Linked DNA regions of Homo sapiens: region 2 is linked to region 1. Evidence: read pairs that join two places in POLR2A ChIA-PET (ENCODE). Cell type or tissue: PC-9. All regions are shown on one strand. Links, peaks and the distances in the headings refer to the core of each region. The heading gives the core; the rest is flanking DNA. Region 1 overlaps SLC31A1 (solute carrier family 31 member 1). Region 2 overlaps ALAD (aminolevulinate dehydratase).

What was found. Peaks named below come from ENCODE experiments on the same cell type or tissue, not always from the same donor. Only the 100,000 strongest peaks of a DNase experiment are listed, where the experiment ranks them.
Region 2: POLR2A ChIA-PET joins it to region 1 with 29 read pairs; 5 of 35 experiments call an interaction of 5 or more read pairs at or near these places.

Annotation. Positions count from the first base shown.
Region 1 is chr9:113,228,381-113,236,717 of GRCh38, reverse strand. All of the region lies in intron 1 of SLC31A1 (solute carrier family 31 member 1), which reads right to left. LOC107987119 (a long non-coding RNA gene) reads left to right here. Exons shown (of 3, transcript XR_007061737.1): 3 at 1-1,940. Among named protein-coding and RNA genes, the nearest start is that of SLC31A1, 11 kb to the right of the region's middle. In PC-9, for the core only: no CTCF peak of the experiment used is centred there; a DNase peak (open chromatin) is centred at 3,487; H3K27ac peaks cover 1,082 bases.
Region 2 is chr9:113,378,878-113,387,214 of GRCh38, reverse strand. It overlaps ALAD (aminolevulinate dehydratase), which reads left to right. Exons shown (of 12, transcript NM_000031.6): 12 at 1-903. Among named protein-coding and RNA genes, the nearest start is that of HDHD3, 6.1 kb to the right of the region's middle. RefSeq lists an enhancer at 6,063-6,122. In PC-9, for the core only: no CTCF peak of the experiment used is centred there; DNase peaks (open chromatin) are centred at 4,034, 5,004 and 6,144; H3K27ac peaks cover 2,754 bases.

The sequences.
Region 1 (8,337 bases), core at 219-8,218:
TTAGAGCCTATTTCGGTCTGAAAAGTTTAGGTACATATAAGAATAGTTTCAGTGAGGGCCGGGTGTGGTGGCTCATGCCTGTAATCCCAGCACTTTGGGAGGCCAAGGTGGGCGGATCACGAGGTCAGGAGATTGAAACCATCCTGGCTAACACGGTGAAACCCTGTCTCTACTAAAAATACAAAAATTAGCCGGGCGTGGTGGCAGGCACCTGTAGTCCCAGCTACTCGGGAGGTTGAGGCAGGAGAATGGCGTGAACCCGGGAGGTGGAGCTTGCAGTGAGCCGAGATCGCACCACTGCACTCCAACCTGGGCGACAGAGTGAGACTCCATCTCAAAAAAACAAACAAACAAAAAACAACAAAAAAAGAATAGTTTCAGTGAGAAACAAATGCACACTTGACTTGTCGAAATGCACTCTGAATAATAGGGCTGGGCGCAGTGGCTCACACCTGTAATCCCAGCACTTTGGGAGGCCAAGACGGGCAGATCACTTGAGGCCAGGAGTCTGAGACCAGCCTGGCCAACATGGCAAAACGCTGTCTCTACTAAAAATACAAAAACTAGCCAGGTTTGGTGGCGTGCACCTGTAATTCCAGCAACTCAGGAAGCTGAGGCACGAGAATTGCTTGAACTTGGGAGGCAGAGGTTGCAGTGAGCCGAGATTGCGCCACTGCACGCTAGCCTGGGCGACACAGCAAGACTGTCTCAAAACAAAACAAAACAAAAAAATGAAACGCATTCTGAATAATGATTGATATACTTTAGCCATTCTAACATTTCAGTGGCTTTAACATTGATTAAACACATTCCAGAACATACTGTTCATATTACTTTCCAGAACCAATCTTAAACAATCATCTGCTCTGAGAGGCACCTTGCCAAAGCAGAAACAGCAAGGGCAAGAGCCCACTCTGTTCTCAGAGTCAGGCTGCTCACTGTTGCAGGGCATTGCCGTCTTTTTTCCCCCATAAAGTAAGTATATTTTATTTAATTGTTACCCAGAACAGTAACTATTGCCAGTACTCCAGGAGCTCCCCTCCTGCCTCTCCCAGTCATGCTTCCTCCTCCTCTCCGGGGGGATCTTCTCTCCTGACTTCTAAAATCATACACAGTCTTCTGTGATTTTGAAATTTATATAAATGGAAGCAGAAAGAATGTACTATTGTGTCTGGGTCCTTTGCTCAACATAATTTTTGGGAGGTTCATCCATATTGTGTGTAGCAGCAGTTTGTTATTTTTCATTGCTCTATAGTTTCCTTTGAATCAATATGCAACTTAACTTTTCATTTCTGCTCTTGGCATCTAAACTGTTTTCAGGGTTTTTAATAACACTGCTGTGAACATTTGCAAATACTTTCCCTCCCCAAGATTGGTCACATTCTTCTCAGCACTTATTAGAGTCAGTCTACTTAATTTTAGCCATTCTGGTGGGTATAAATTGAACTTTAATTTGCATCTTCCTAATGACTATTGAAGTGGAAACTTTTTCATACATGTATTGGCTTTTGGATATCCTTTCTTTTGTTAACTATTTGTTCAAGTTTGTGGCTTATTTTTCTGTGAGGTCTTTTTCTTACTGATTTGCAAAGGTTCTTTACATATTCTGGATGAGTCTTCTATCATCACACACATTGCAAATATCTTCTCCCAGTCTGTGGCTTCCCTTTTCATTTCTTTTATTGTGTCTTTAGATGAACGAACAGAAGTTTTTACTGTTAATGTAGTCTATTTATCATGCTTTATTTGTTATCCTAAGGGGCACTGCCATCCTTAAAACTCGTAACAAGTTACAAAAACTTTGTAAGGATAATAAGTACACGTAAAACTGGGATAAAAATCTCACAACAGTATGAATATCAAATGTAAAAATACATATTGAAGAGACTGCCATGTTAATAACATATATAGTAAACAATAAATGTTAATTACTTTCCTAACTCAAGTGCTTCTCAAAGTGTGGTCCAAGGACCACCTGGATCAGAATCATCAGGGAAGTTTGGGTAAAAATAAAAATTATGGACCCTATGCCACACCACTGAATCACCTCTTAGGGAGTAGGGCCTCAAAATTTAGGTGCTTATCAAGTTCCATGGACAATTCTTATGCATGCTAAAGCTTGAGAACCACAGTTCTGAATTACAGAGATGTACAACATAGATACTTAGTACACAGAATCTAAGAACTGGATGTTCAACAAGTGAGAGCTAAAAAAAAAAAAAAAAAAAAAAAAAAAATGATGGCCAGGAGCGGTGGTTCATGCCTGTAATCCCAGCACTTTGGGAGGCTGAGGTGGGTGGATCACTTGAGGTCAGGAGTTTGAGACCAGCCTGGCCAACATGGTGAAACCCCATCTCTACTAAAAATACAAAAATTAGCTGGACGTAGCGGTAGGTGCCTATAATCCCAGCTACTCAGGAACCCGGGAGGCAGAGGTTGCAGTGAGCCAAGATCACGCCACTGTACTCCAGCCTGGGTGACAGAGCAAGACTCAGTCTCAAAAAATAAAAAAAAAAAGTCAAACAAAAAGACAAATATTGCATGTTCTCAGTCATAAGTGGGAGCCAAAAAAGTTGATCCTACGGAGGTAGAGAGTAGAACAGTCACCAGAGGCTGGGAAGGGTGTATATGTGTGTACTCAAGGTGGGGTGAGGGTGGGATTGAAGACAGATGGGTTAACAGAACAAATAGATGCTTAGATAGAAGGAGTAAGTTCTAGTGTTTGACAGCACAGAAGGGTGACTATAGTCAACAACAATACACTGTATATTTCAAAATAATTAGAAGATTTGAAATGTTCCCAATACAAAGAAATGATAAATGCTGAAGGTGATGGATATCCTAAATACCCTGATTTGATCATTATACATTGTGCAATTATTAATTATTGTGCCCATAAATATGTGCAATTATTATGTATCAGTAATAAAGAAAAGAAAGCCAAGATTCAACCAGGAACTAAAATAATGCATTTGTTTATTTTGAAATTCCAAAAAGGTCACAGAGTTAGCCCAGTCTCACATAAAATTTGCACAGACCACCACCTAATAATCAAAGAACTTGGGGGTTAACACTGAATTTAATACCAAATCACTCGTCTTTGGGATTTGAGAGAGGTTTTCTAACGCACTGTGTAAGTAAAATCTCTAAATCCCAGAGGGAGGGGAAATTAAATATTTTTGTAGTTTTATTTTTGTAGACTAGTTGTGAAATACAGGGATTGAACTACCAGAAAGACAGACCTCAAACAGGAAGTACACCGTTTTGCTGAGACTTTTACATTTGTTCCCAGCTGACCTCTCCAGGGTTTGTCAACTGTCTTTCTGAGATTGGGATTCGATCTGAGATCCTGAATAGCCCACCAAAAACAAAAAAACACAAGGAGGAAGCTGTGGGTAGAAAAGATATTTCCCCTTTCTTTATTATGGCAGCTATTCAAATACACAAGGAGATCTACTCATTCTCTAACCGGTAAAACTGTACCTACTGGTTGTGGGCCCTTTGGCAAATTACTTAATATCTTCTTGCCTCAGCTCTAAAATTGGGAAAATAAAACTAACCTATTTCATAGGATTGTTTTAAAGAATTATTAGCAGGAGTTCACTGAGGCCACAGCACAGTGGTTAAGAGGGTAAGTTAGTTTCCTCTAAACTAAGGATGTTTATAGCAACTACCTCTTGACAGTATACACTTAAACACTTACTTAAGCACAGTGTCTAAACACAGGAAGTTCTTGATAAATACTCATTTTTACTTCTCAATCTACTGTTCTCTCTATATATGGTATAAGTGCAATTCCTCAAATCCTTGATTTGTCCACCAACTACCCCATAGCTAACACTTCTTCCTTATGTCTGCTGTTCTTTTTTTTTTGAGACAGAGTTTCACTCTCGTCACCCAGGCTGGAGTGCAGTGGTGCGATCTCGGCTCACTGCAACCTCCACCTCCTGGGTTCAAGTGATTGTCCTGCCTCAGCCTACCAAGTGGCTGGGATTATGGGTGCCCGCCACCACACCTGACTAGTTTTTTTTTTTTTTTTTTAATTTTTAGTAGAGATGGGGTTTCACCATGTTGGCCAGGCTGGTCTCAAACTCCTGACCTCAGGTGATCCACACGCCTTAGCCTCCCAAAGTGCTGAGATTACCAGTGTAAGCCACCGTGCCTGGCCATCTCTGCTGTTCTTGATTTGGGAGCTTGCAGGGGTGTGCAAATGAATCTAACCCATTTAAATTTACCGACAGAGATGGCCTTTATCTATGTTGAATCAGGTGGTCAGTCATTTTTTTCAATTTGATTCCCATCTGTATCACATTTTCTTTGAAATGTTTTAAAGTTTCTGGCTTCTTTCTCCCTGTTTTCTGACTATAAATAATGCTTCTTCATATTCCTATGATAATTTCACTAGGATTTTGGGAAGGAAAAGAGATGAGTTCAAAACGCCATCTTGAAATGGAAATAATGATACATTATACTAGGTTTTTGTCCATCTTTTCTATGTTCCAATTTTGTAAGAGTAGTAGCAATTCTAAGCTATAACATAGAACCATGTATTCTGTGGTATTGCTAAAAACATAACGAAGGAACTGTTTTCAGGGCTACTTTCTAGAAAGTTTGTAAGCTTTTACAAGTTGCCCAAATAATAGGAAGAAGTCCAGTGAGGCACCTAGTTTCAACTACCCAGCAGCAATTTTCCCTGGGAATATGGCATTGAAGAAAACATTTGGAAAGGTAGGACTGCCTAAGTGAGCTGCATGTTAGACCATATAATTCTGTTATCTGTAACTTTACAGGAGTTATAGTCCACATGTGGGCCTGGCTATCGCCTATCCCAGAGTTTATCAGAACTCTTCCACAGAGATACTATGAGTACTTAACGTATGGCCCATAGACAAGTTTTTAAAATCTAAAATAAAAAAAAATCAACACTAATCAAACTCTATCTTCTAAATGTCCAATAAGCTAGAGTTCATATTCATCTAATATTCACTTTGATCTTGATGATTTCATACACATAAAATGGAATTCATGTGAATAAAAAGATACATGTGTATTTTGAATTATACATTCCAATGCTGTTCCTACCAGGTGTGCCTAACTCCACAGCTACCACTAATGCATAACTAAATAAATAATTTCCCCATTTTTTTTTTTTTTGAGACAAGATCATATTCTGTTGTCCCGGCTGGAGTGCAGTAGCATGATTACAGCTCACTGCGGCCTACACCTCCTGGGCTCAAGTGATCCTCCCACCTCAGCCTCCAGAGTAGCTGGGAACATAGGTACATACCATTATGCTCAGCTAATTTTAAAACTTTTTGTAGAGAAGGGGTCTCCCTATGTTGCCCAGGCTGGTCTTGAACTCCAGCCCTTAAGTGATTCTTCTGCCTCAGTCTCCCAAAATGCTCGGATTACAGGTGTAAGCCACCGTACCCGGCCCCCAATTTTTAAGCGCAACACAAAGAATGGCAGCAGGAGCCAGAAAGATAGGTGTGTGTGCGCATTTACTTAAACATAGGCAGACACAGACTCCTCTTCAAGATAATTTACTTGGTCTCTTGTCCTTTCCTGAACCAAATTAAGCATGCAAAGGGATGGCTTGATAGGTGTGTCAAGGCTGAGCAGGGAAAAGGAAGGATATGGCACTTGAGAGGGGAGCAAAGTGAGGTCAGATCACTTTGACATCTACCTCAATTCAACTCAACAAGTATTATGAAGTACCCTCTGCCCCAGAGGCTATAGGGAATTCAGAGATGGAAAGGATGGAGGCTCTGGCTTAAACTTGCTATTGAACAGGGAAAATTTCACAAATGGCTTATTGTACCTAGAAAGAGAATGAGGGAGGTGAGATGGGGAGAAAAGAAAAGTTAGTAGGTTATAGTCAAGAAAGCATGAGGGGCTGATACAATTCTGATCTGCTTTATGGTCCCTAGCTTCCCCAAAAGACTAGTGACTATAGTAAACAATGTTATTGTGGCTATTTCAAAATATCTAGAAGAGAGAATTCTGAATGTTCTTACCATAAAGAAATGATAAATGTTTGAGGTGATGTATACGCTAAACACCATCGTTTGATCATTATGCAATTTATATACGTATTAAAATATCACACTGTACCCCATAAATATGTACAATTATTATGTATTAATTAAAAACAAAACAGGCAGGGTACAGTGGCTCATGCCTATAATCCCAGAACTTTGGGAGGCTGAGGTGGAAGGATCTCTTGAGTCCAGGAGTTCAAGACCAGCCCGGGCAACATAGTGAGGCCTTGTCTCCTCAAAAAATCAAGAAAAGTAGCCAGGCGTGGAGATGCATGCCTGTAGTCTCAGCTATAGGCTGAGGCCATAGGATCTACTTTTGTACTACTTTGGTAGGCTGAGGCAGGAGGATAGCCTGAGCCAGGGAGGTTGAGGCTGCAGTGAGCTGAGATCGCGCCACCGCACTCCAGCCTGGGCGACAGACCAAGACTCTGTCTCTCAAACAAACGAACAAACAAACAAATCCCCAAAAGATTAGTAATTGTTATGGTATCATACACTTTGTAAAGTTATCACACACCTCATAACCATCCAAAAATTTGGGAAGACAGTAAAACACAGACAGAGGCAGATATTTGTTAGGCTCTCTTTGTTTCATCTTTCCATCTTCACTCCCTACATAAATTGTAATAAAGAGCAAATCTTCTGAATCCTCTACTTGGTAAATGCTAGTAAACATAGTTGGGAGACAGTCTCCTTTTGTTCTGAGTTTATAATATTCACCTTGCAAATAGCTTGAATAGTATTATACTGAAAAGCAATAGAAAAATCTACAAGACCATGATGCAGGTGACTTTAGTGAAGTCTGCAATTCAACATAATTTTGGAGAGATTACCTATTCTTGGCTCTTACTTAAGACTTAGTTCTGAATAGTAAGAGATAAAAATTAAGATATTACCAAGAAAATGATACTTTTTCTTTTCCACTAATCATTTTCAGTTAAAGTCTCATAGAAGATCAAAACTAGAACAGTCATCAGTCTGCCCACATTCTTTAACACAGTAATCCCACTTCTAAATATTCATTCTACAGATAAACTGGCACATATGTGAAATGTGTATGTACAAAGTTACTTATAACAGGAGTGTTTGTAATAGCAAAATATTAAAAATACAACCTAAATGTTCATTGATAGGGCACTGATTAAATGAGTTATCATATTTTCATACAATGGAATACTTAGCAGAATAAGAATGAGAACGATCATATATATTGATATAGAATGATCTGTAAGACGTATTATGAAATGAAATAAAAGCAGAATATACTGTATGCTATAATTTGTAAAAAACTTAAAAAGGAAACAGAGTATGTTCATGTTATTTTTATACACCTATACTATCTGCAGGGGAGTTGGGGGGAAACAACAAAGTTGTTGGTTGAGCCTGGGAGGCAAAATAGGACCGTGGTCCCTAAGGAGAGCTGGTCAGAAGTGGGTAGGAGTAAATGAAATACTTTTCACTGAATATCCTTGTGTACTTTTTGAATTACAAACCATATGAATATATTTCCTATTTAAAAAATTAAATTATCAGTCAGGCGCAGTGGATCACGCCTATAATCCCAGCACTTTGGGAGGCCATGGCGGGCGGATCACCTGAGGTCAGGAGTTCAAGACCAGCCTGACCAACATGGAGAAACGCCATCTCTACTAAAAATATAAAATCAGCCGGTCGTGGTGGCACATGCCTGTAATCCCAGATACTAGGGAGGCTAAGGCAGGAGAATCACTTGAACCCAGGAGGCAGAGGTTGCAATGAGCCGAGATCACACTATTGCACTTCAGCCTGGGCAACAAGAGCGAAACTCCAACTCAAAAGAAAAAAAAAAGTATCATCAAATCCAACTCCTTTATTTTACAGATGTGGAAACTGAGGCTTATGTTATTAAATGATGACACTAACATTCTTTAGTTAGGTGAATCCATAACATCTGCTTCTGATAGAAGGCTCCATAACACTAGACTAACCGCTTTCTCCAGCCCCATTTCTCCGGATGGCTTGCTGGGAAGCAGCTAAGCAGGATGGGTTTCTGAGCTTTACATATCCTGTTCTGGTGGCAAATAACATAGAAGCTCCTATTTCTCTTGCCCACTCCCACCCTTCTGTACAAAGAAGATCAAGTGTACAACTACATTCTTCCAAAGGCCTTTACAAAAGCTTTTATTTGCCTGGTTCTAATAGGACAACTCAAATTTGATATGTCAAACAAACAAACTGAAAAGGTCTTTTAGTTATGTAATGATAACAGGGCCTAAGTCCAATGGGGAGTGGATCTCCCAGCTACTTTACTCCATTT
Region 2 (8,337 bases), core at 117-8,116, 150 kb before region 1:
TGTGCAAAGGCCCTGGGGCTCCTTCTAGCTGGAGGAATGCAAGGCTAGCTTGTCTGGAGCACTGAGAGGATGGCCTGAACTGAGTGGAGAGAGACAGACCAGGACCAAACCATGCAGAGGTCAAGGGCCACATTCACCTTTTCAGAGTGACTCAATCAAATTTGTAGTTTGTAAAAGTATTTTAACAGCTCTGCGGCAAAGTGCAAATGAAAAGTCTTGATGGCATGGACTGGAGCGGGGACAGTGGGGATGGAGAAAGGGGAATGGATTGTGGATGTGTTTAGAAGGTAGATTCGATGTGAAGGATGAATCTGGCTTGACCTTCTGGGTGGCTGATGGGCCATTTACTGAGATGGGGCAGCCTGGAAGAGGAACAGAAGCAGGGTCGGGGTGGAGGGAGAATACTAAACTTAGCTTGAGACATTTTGCAATAAGGAAGCTATATCTAGAGTGCTTATGTGACTCACCTAAGGCCACTCAACAAGTTTGTGGCAGAACTGGATTAGAACTGCACAGAAAACAGCCAAGCTGGGATTTGAACCCATGTAGTCCAACTCCAAGGCCTCTGCCCCTAACCACTGTGCCATACCACCTCCCAATAATCAACAGCAAAATTATAGGTCTAACAATGTTTTATAGACACCCCTCCATTTATGTGATGGGTTTGCATCCTGATAAACCCATCATAAGTTGAAAATATGATCATAAGTTGAAAATATGATCATAAGTCAAAAATGTATTTAATATACCTAACCTACCAAACATCATAGCTTAGCCTAGCCTGCCTTAAACATGCTCAGAACACTTACATTAGCCTACAGTGGGCAAAACTATCCAACACAAAATCTATATTGTAATAAAGTTGTAAAGAATTTTGAATAAAAATTCAATATTTGAAGTACAGTTTCTACTGAATGTCTTGTTTCATACTGTTGTAAAGTCAAAAATTGTGAATTGAATGATCACAGTTCGGGGACCATCTGCAATTAGCCCCAGTTATACGGGGAGACCAAGGAGACCAGGCACCTACTTGGTTGCAAGTGATGGAAATCCAGTTCAATAGCAAAGAAGGACATGATTGGTTTTCATAACTGGATTGAGATAAGGACAGGTGTGGTTGGGCCCAGGGTCAAACCCCATGGAGGTCTCTGTCCCTTTCTAACTCTCGTCTGTGTTTGCCCCAGCTTTATACTCAGGTGGGTTTTTGCCACTTGCCAGCAACATGATCCTCAATAATTCTAGGCTTAAATAGTCGTTAAGATTTGTAATCCCAGAGAAAGAGCCTTCCTGTCCCATCACTCACATAGCAAATCTCTGGAGGTCTCTGATTGGGCCTGTTCAGGCCACATGGTCCACTCTTGGCTCAGTCACTGTAAACAATGGGATGGGAGATGGCGCCACAATTGACCAGGTAGGCCTCATTACACAGAACGCTGTCTTGGACTGAGCTTTTGCACCAGTGGCCTCCTTGGCTTGGAATGCTTTTCCCCTAAATCTATATGGCTGTCTCTCTTGTTAAGATCTCAGCTCAAAGCATCCCTTCCTCTGAGAAACCTGACCCAACACCCAATCTAAAGTCACTCTTGGAGCTGGGCGTGGTGGCTCACACCTGTAATCCCAGCACTTTGGGAGACCAAGGCAGGCGGATCACTTGAGGTCAGGAGTTCAAGACCAGCCTGGCCAACGTGGCAAAACCCCATCTAGACTAAAACTACAAAAAATTAGCCGGGCATGGTGGCAGGCGCCTGTAGTCCCACCTGCTTGGGAGGCTGAGGCAGAGGAATCACTAGAACACAGGACGCAGAGGTTGCAGTGAGCCGAGATCATGCCACTGCACCCCATCCTGGGCAACAGAGAGTCAGACTCTGTCTCAAAAAAAAAAAAAAAAAAAAGTCATTCTCCAGTCACTCTGTATTAATCAGGATTCAGGTTCAGTGGATATAACAAAAGCCAAAATAATGATAGCTTGAGATGAAAATTTACTTCTAAGCAATCCAGGGCTGATATGTCAGCAATATGTTGTGAGGGGTCTCAGCTCTTGCCTTGTTCTGTCATCATCAACACATCTTGGCCTCCATCTCATGAACAAAGATGGCTGGTGCTGGGCACAGTGGCTCACACCTGTAATCCCAACACTTTGGGAGGCTGAGATGGGTGGATCACTCAAGTCCAGGAGTTTGAGACTAGCTTAGGCAACATGAGGAAACCACGTCTGTACAAAAAATACAGAATTATCTGGGTGTGGTCGTGCATGCCTGTAGTCCCAGTTACTCAGGAGGCTGAGGCAGGAGCGAGCCCAGGAGGTCAAGGATGCAGTGAGTGGTGATTGCGCCCCTGCACTCTAGCATGGGAAACAGCGTGAGACCCTATCTCAAAACCAAAACAAAACAAAAAAATGGCTGGGCCAGTTCCCATCATCAGGTCCTCTTTCCAGCCAGCAGGAAGAGAAGAGCAAATGGAGGGCATGACCCTTCTTTATAAAGTCATGACCCAAAAGTTGCACACATCATTTCTGTCTACACACCCTTGTCTCAAATTAGTCACATGGTCATGCCCAGTTGTAAGGGAGGCTGGAAATAGTCTAGTGGGCCAGCCATATGCTCAACTAAAACTCGGGAGTTCAGTTACTAAGGAAGATGGAGAGAATGGATAGTAAGGCAAATGGCCATTTTTACCTAATGGAGGTTCTTGGGATCACAGAAACAGTGGTCAGAATATTAAAGAAAAAAGATCCTTAGAGACTATCTAGTTAAACACTCTGATTTTATAGATGGGGAGACAGACCCAGAGAGGTGACCTGTCCAAAATTAGACAGCAATCTAGTCAGTGGCAGACCAAGGCTGGAATTCAGGTCTCTTAACTCCAAGCCCAGTGCTCAAAACTCGGGAAGGGGCTGGGCATGGTGGCTCACACCTGTAATCCCAGCACTTTAGGAGGCCGAGGTGGCAGGATTGCTTGAAACCAGGAGTTCAAGACCAGCCTGGGCAACAAAGCACGACCCCATTGCTACAAAAAAAATGTTTTTCAATTAAAAATAAAACTAGTGAAGGGATTCGTTTTAGAGGGACTTTAGCTTTATATGTATTATTTCTATTCATGTATTATATGTAACAAGGATATATTCATGTGTGGCTATGTAAATAAAAAATGAAAACTTAACCAATACATATATGAAAAGGTGTTATCTTCATTAGTGGAGAAAATTCAAGTTAAAACCGCAATGAGATACCACAATACATCCACAAAAATGCCTAATACTGGCTGGGTGCGGTGGCTCATGCCTGTAATCCCAGCACGTTGGGAGGCCGAGGTGGGCGGATCACGAGGTCAGGAGTTTGAGACCAGCCTGGCCAACATGGTGAAACCCCGTCTCTACTAAAAACACACACACACAAAAATAGTCAGGTGTGGTGGTGTGCGCTTGTAATCCCAGCTACTCGGGAGGTTGAGGCAGGAGAATTGCTTGAACCCAGAAGGCGGAGGTTGTAGTTAGCTGAGATCGTGCCACTGCGTTCCAGCCTGGGCAACAGAGGGAGACTCGAAAAAGAAAATGCCTAATACTAAAAGGACAATGGGACAATGTCAAGTGTTGAGAATGCAGAACAACTGGAACTCTCAGATATGACTGGTACACCCTTTCAAAATGCCTGGCTCCACAAGAACAAAAAAAAAAGAAAGAAAGAAAGAAAGAAAGAAAACAAAATGTCTAGCTCCAGCCTGGGCAACATAGTGAGACCATGTCTATACTAAAAAATAAAAACAAAAATAAAATTAGCGGGGCGTGGTGACACATGTCTGTGGTTCCCGCTACTTGGGAGGCTGAGGCAGGAGGATTGCCTGAGTCCAGGAGGTGGATGCTGCAGTGAGCCATGTTTGGCCTGCACTCCGGCCTGGGCTACAGAGGGAGATCCTGTCTGCAAAAAAAAAAAAAAAAGAAAAAGAAATGTCTGGCCCTATTTACCAAAGCTGAACATATGCATACCTTATGACCCTGTGATTCCACACCTAGGTATTACCCAACAGTATTTACCCAACATTACCTATGTTCATAAGACACATGTTCAACAGCATTCATAGCAGCATTTTATAATATATGTAATAAGGCCGGGCATGGTGGCTCATGCCTGTAATCTCAGCACTTTGGGAGGCTGAGGTGGGTGGATCACCTGAGCTTAGGAGTTCAAGACCAGCCTGGCCAACATGATGAAATCCCATCTCTACTAAAATACACAAATTATCCGGGCGTGGTGGCAGGCACCTGTGATCCCAGCTACTTGAGAGGCTGAGGCAGGAGAATTGCTTGAACCTGGGAGGTGGGAGGTTGCAGTGAGCCAAGATGGCGCCACTGCACTCCAACCTAGGCAACAGAGCGAGACTCTGTCTCCAAAAAAAAGAAAAAAGAAGTGTAATAAACAAAATTGGAGATAACCCAAATGTTCATCAACAGTAAAATGTGGTCTATTTATATAATAGAATATTAAAGGTGTGAGAATGGATTAACTACAACTACACATAGCAACACAGATGTATCAAACACAATTTTGAGCAAAAGAAGCAAGGCATAAAAAATACATGCTATATTATTCTGTTTATATACAGTTCAAAAACAAATAAAGTTTAACTATGCAGTTTGAAGTCAAGATAGTTACCCTTTTGGGTAGTAAGTAACTGGAAGTGGACAGGCTGTGGAGGGTTCTGGAAATTGTTCTTTTTCTTGGTCTGGGTGCTGGTTGCATGGGTATGTTCACTTTGGGAAAATTCACATTTTGCATATTGGGATACTGAGGCTCAGAGAGAAAAACAATTGAATGGAGAGCTCACAGACAGACAGATGGCAGAGCTGGGATCAGAACCTAAGGGGTTAGGTTTTCGGTGACCCTGAAAAGTAGACAGTATCAGACATTCTTGGATTCTGTGAAATGCAGTTGAACCTCTGGTCTCCCAGTTGCCCTTCCCACCCCCACTTCTGCTTCATGCTTATAACACAAAACCAGTTTTGCAAGTGAGTCGGGCTCTCTCTTGCAGGTCCAAAGTCTGTGACTCTGCACTTTGTGTTTCTTCCCAGGCCTGAACCCAGTGAACAGACCAACTTGGAACATAGGAGAAAGTTTTGTTTTTTTGTTTTTAAGAGTTGAAAGGAAGAAAATTAGGCCAGGCACAGTGGCTCATGCCTATAATCCCGGCACTTTGGGAGGCCAAGGTGGGTGGATCAGTTGAGGTCAGGAGTTCTAGACCAGTCTGGCTACACGGCGAAACCTCGTCTCTACTAAAAATACAAAAAATTACCCGGGCACAGTGGCGCACACCTGTAATCCCAGCTACTCAGGAGGCTGAGGCAGGAGAATTGCTTGAACCTGGAAGGCAGAGGTTGCAGTGACCCCAGATCGCATCACTGCACTCCAGCCTGGGTGACAGAGTAAGACTCTGTCTCACAAAAAAAAAAAAAAAAAAAAAGGGCCAGGCTCGGTGGCTCATGCCTGTAATCCCAGCACTTCGGGAGGCTGAGGCAGGTGGATCACCTGAGGTCAGGAGTTCAAGACCAGCCTGGCCAACATGATGAAATCCTGTCTCTACTAAAATACACAAATTATCTGGGCGTGGTGGCAGGCACCTGTAATCCCAGCTACTCGGGAGGCTGAGGCAGAAGAATCGCTGGAACCCAGGAGGTGGAGGTTGCAGTGAGCTGAGATGGCACCATTGCACTCCAGCCTGGGCAACAAGAGTGAAACTCCGTCTCAAAAATGGAAGAAAGAGAGAAAGAGACAGAGAGAGAGGGAGGGAGAGAGAGAGGGAGGGAGGGAGGGAGGAAGGAAGGGAGGAAGGGAGGGAGGGAAGAAGAAAGGAAAGAAAGAAAGGGAAGGGAAGGGAGGAGGGAGGGAGAAAGGAAGGAAGGAGAGAGAGAGAGAAAGAGAGAGAGAGAAGAGGGAGGGAGGGAGAGAAAGAAAGGAGAGAGAGAAAAGAGGGAGGGAGACAGAGAGAAAGAATGAAAAAAAAAGAAAGAAAGGAGGGAAGGAGGAAGAGAAAGAAAGAAAGAGAGGAAAGAAAGAAAATTAGATACATGTTTGTGTGCTGCTAGAAAACTGTGTCATAGCATAACCAAAACTGTCACCTCAGCAATCCCTGGGGAGTGAGATGGGGTGGGGAAGCCCTTCTCTCCCTGCCCCAAGGCTACTGCCCTTGTTCAGTAAGCAGGCTGAGGCCCCACACCCTTCTTTCCGGTTCCTCACCTGGAGTACTTTCCTTGATCTTAACCTGACAACCTCCTTCTCACCATTCAGATCTTTGTTCCTTCCTTGACCACCTCATCCAAAGAGATACCCTGTCACTGTTCATAAAATGATTGTTTTTACCGCTTCCACTTCTCTCTCTGAAATCACTTTGTTTATTTATCTACTCAATGGTTGTCTGCCCCTCCCATGCCCCATGCAGGCAGGAACCACCTTGTTTCCCACTGAATCCTCAGAGAAGGACAGGGGACACAGAGCCCACAGATGTTAGGTGGTCAATGAATGAGGTTGGGTGTTGGTGGGGGGCTGGCTTTTTATTTTGTACACGTTTGTATTTTGCATTATTATTATTATTTTTTGAGACAGAGTCTTGCTCTGTCACCCAGGCTGGAGTGCAATGCTGTGATGTCAGCTCACTACAACCTCTGCCTCCCAGGTTCAAACAATTCTTGTGCCTCAGCCTCCCGAGTAGCTGGGATTACAGGCACCTGCCACCATGCCCCACTAATTTTTGTATTTTTAGTAGAGATGGGGTTTCACCATGTTGGTCAGGCTGGTCTCAAACTCCTGACCTCAAGTAATCCACTGGTCTCGGCCTCCTAAAGTGCTGCAATTACAGACGTGAGCCACCACACCCAGCCTGTTATTATTTTTTAACAAGATGGGGTCTCACTTTGTTTCCTAGGCTGGTCTCATACCCCTGAGCTCAAGGGATCCTTCCACCTTAGCCTTCCAAAGTGCTAGGATTTCAGGCATGAGCCACTATGCCTAACCCTGAATATGTCTGTATTTTTTTTAATAGGAGAAAAAGCATATACATTTATTTGATCATAGTTTTTTTGTGACATGGGAGCCTTCAGAATGAAGAGCCACAGATACAGAGGAAACTGTCCATTTTTATGCTTAGGTTCAACGAAGTGTACATGGCCGTGTATGTAGGGAAAAGAGAGATCAGACTGTTATTGTGTCCATGTAGAAAAGGGAGACATAAGAAACTCCATTTTGACCTGTACCCTGAACAATTGCTTTGCCCTGAGATGCTGTTAATCTGTAACTTTGCCCCAACCTTGAGCTCACAGAAACATGTGTTGTATGGAATCAAGGTTTAAGGGATCTAGGGCTGTGCAGGATGTGCCTTGTTAACAAAATGTTTACAGGCAGTATGCTTGGTAAAAGTCATCGCCATTCTCCATTCTCGATAAACCAGGGGCACAATACACTGCGGAAAGCCGCAGGGACCTCTGCCCTGGAAAGCCTGGTATTGTCCAAGGTTTCTCCCCATGTGACAGCCTGAGATATGGCCTCGTGGGATGGGAAAGACCTGACCGTCCCCCAGCCCGACACCCGCGAGGGGTCTGTGCTGAGGAGGATTAGTAAAAGAGGAAGGCCTCTTGAAGTTGAGATAAGAGGAAGGCCTCTGTCTCCTGCCTGCCCCTGAAACTGAACGTCTCGGTATAAAACCCGATTATACATTTGTTCAATTCTGAGACAGGAGAAAAACCGCGCCGTGGCGGGAGGCGAGACATGTTGGCAGCAATGCTGCTTTGTTATTCTTTTCTCCACTGAGATGTTTGGGTGGAGAGAAGCATAAATCTGGCCTGTGTGCACATCCAGGCATAGTACCTTCCCTTGAACTTATTTGTGACTCAGATTCCTTTGCTCACATGTTTTCTTGCTGACCTTCTCCTCACTATCAGCCCGCTCTCCTATCGCATTCTTCTTGCTGAGATAGTGAAAATAGTAATCAATAAATACTGAGGGAACTCAGAGACCAGTGCCAGAGCAGGTCCTCCGTATGCTGAGCGCCGGTCTCCTGGGCCCACTGTTCTTTCTCCATACTTTGTCTCGGTGTCTTATTTCTTTTCTCAGTCTCTCGTCCCACCTGATGAGAAATACCCACAGGTGTGGAGGGGCAGGCCACCCCTTCACATGTAGAAACAGGATTGCACAAAACGCTAATAGACTGAATAGAGAAACCCACCAAGACCCATCTGTGTAGATTCTTCTTGGCCTCTCTGTGCAGTGTTCCTTCCTCCAGGGTATGCGGCAAGACCCTCTCAAAGGGGCCTGGGTGGTGGGGGCTGTCTTATGACCTGTCTTGCCTAAGGTC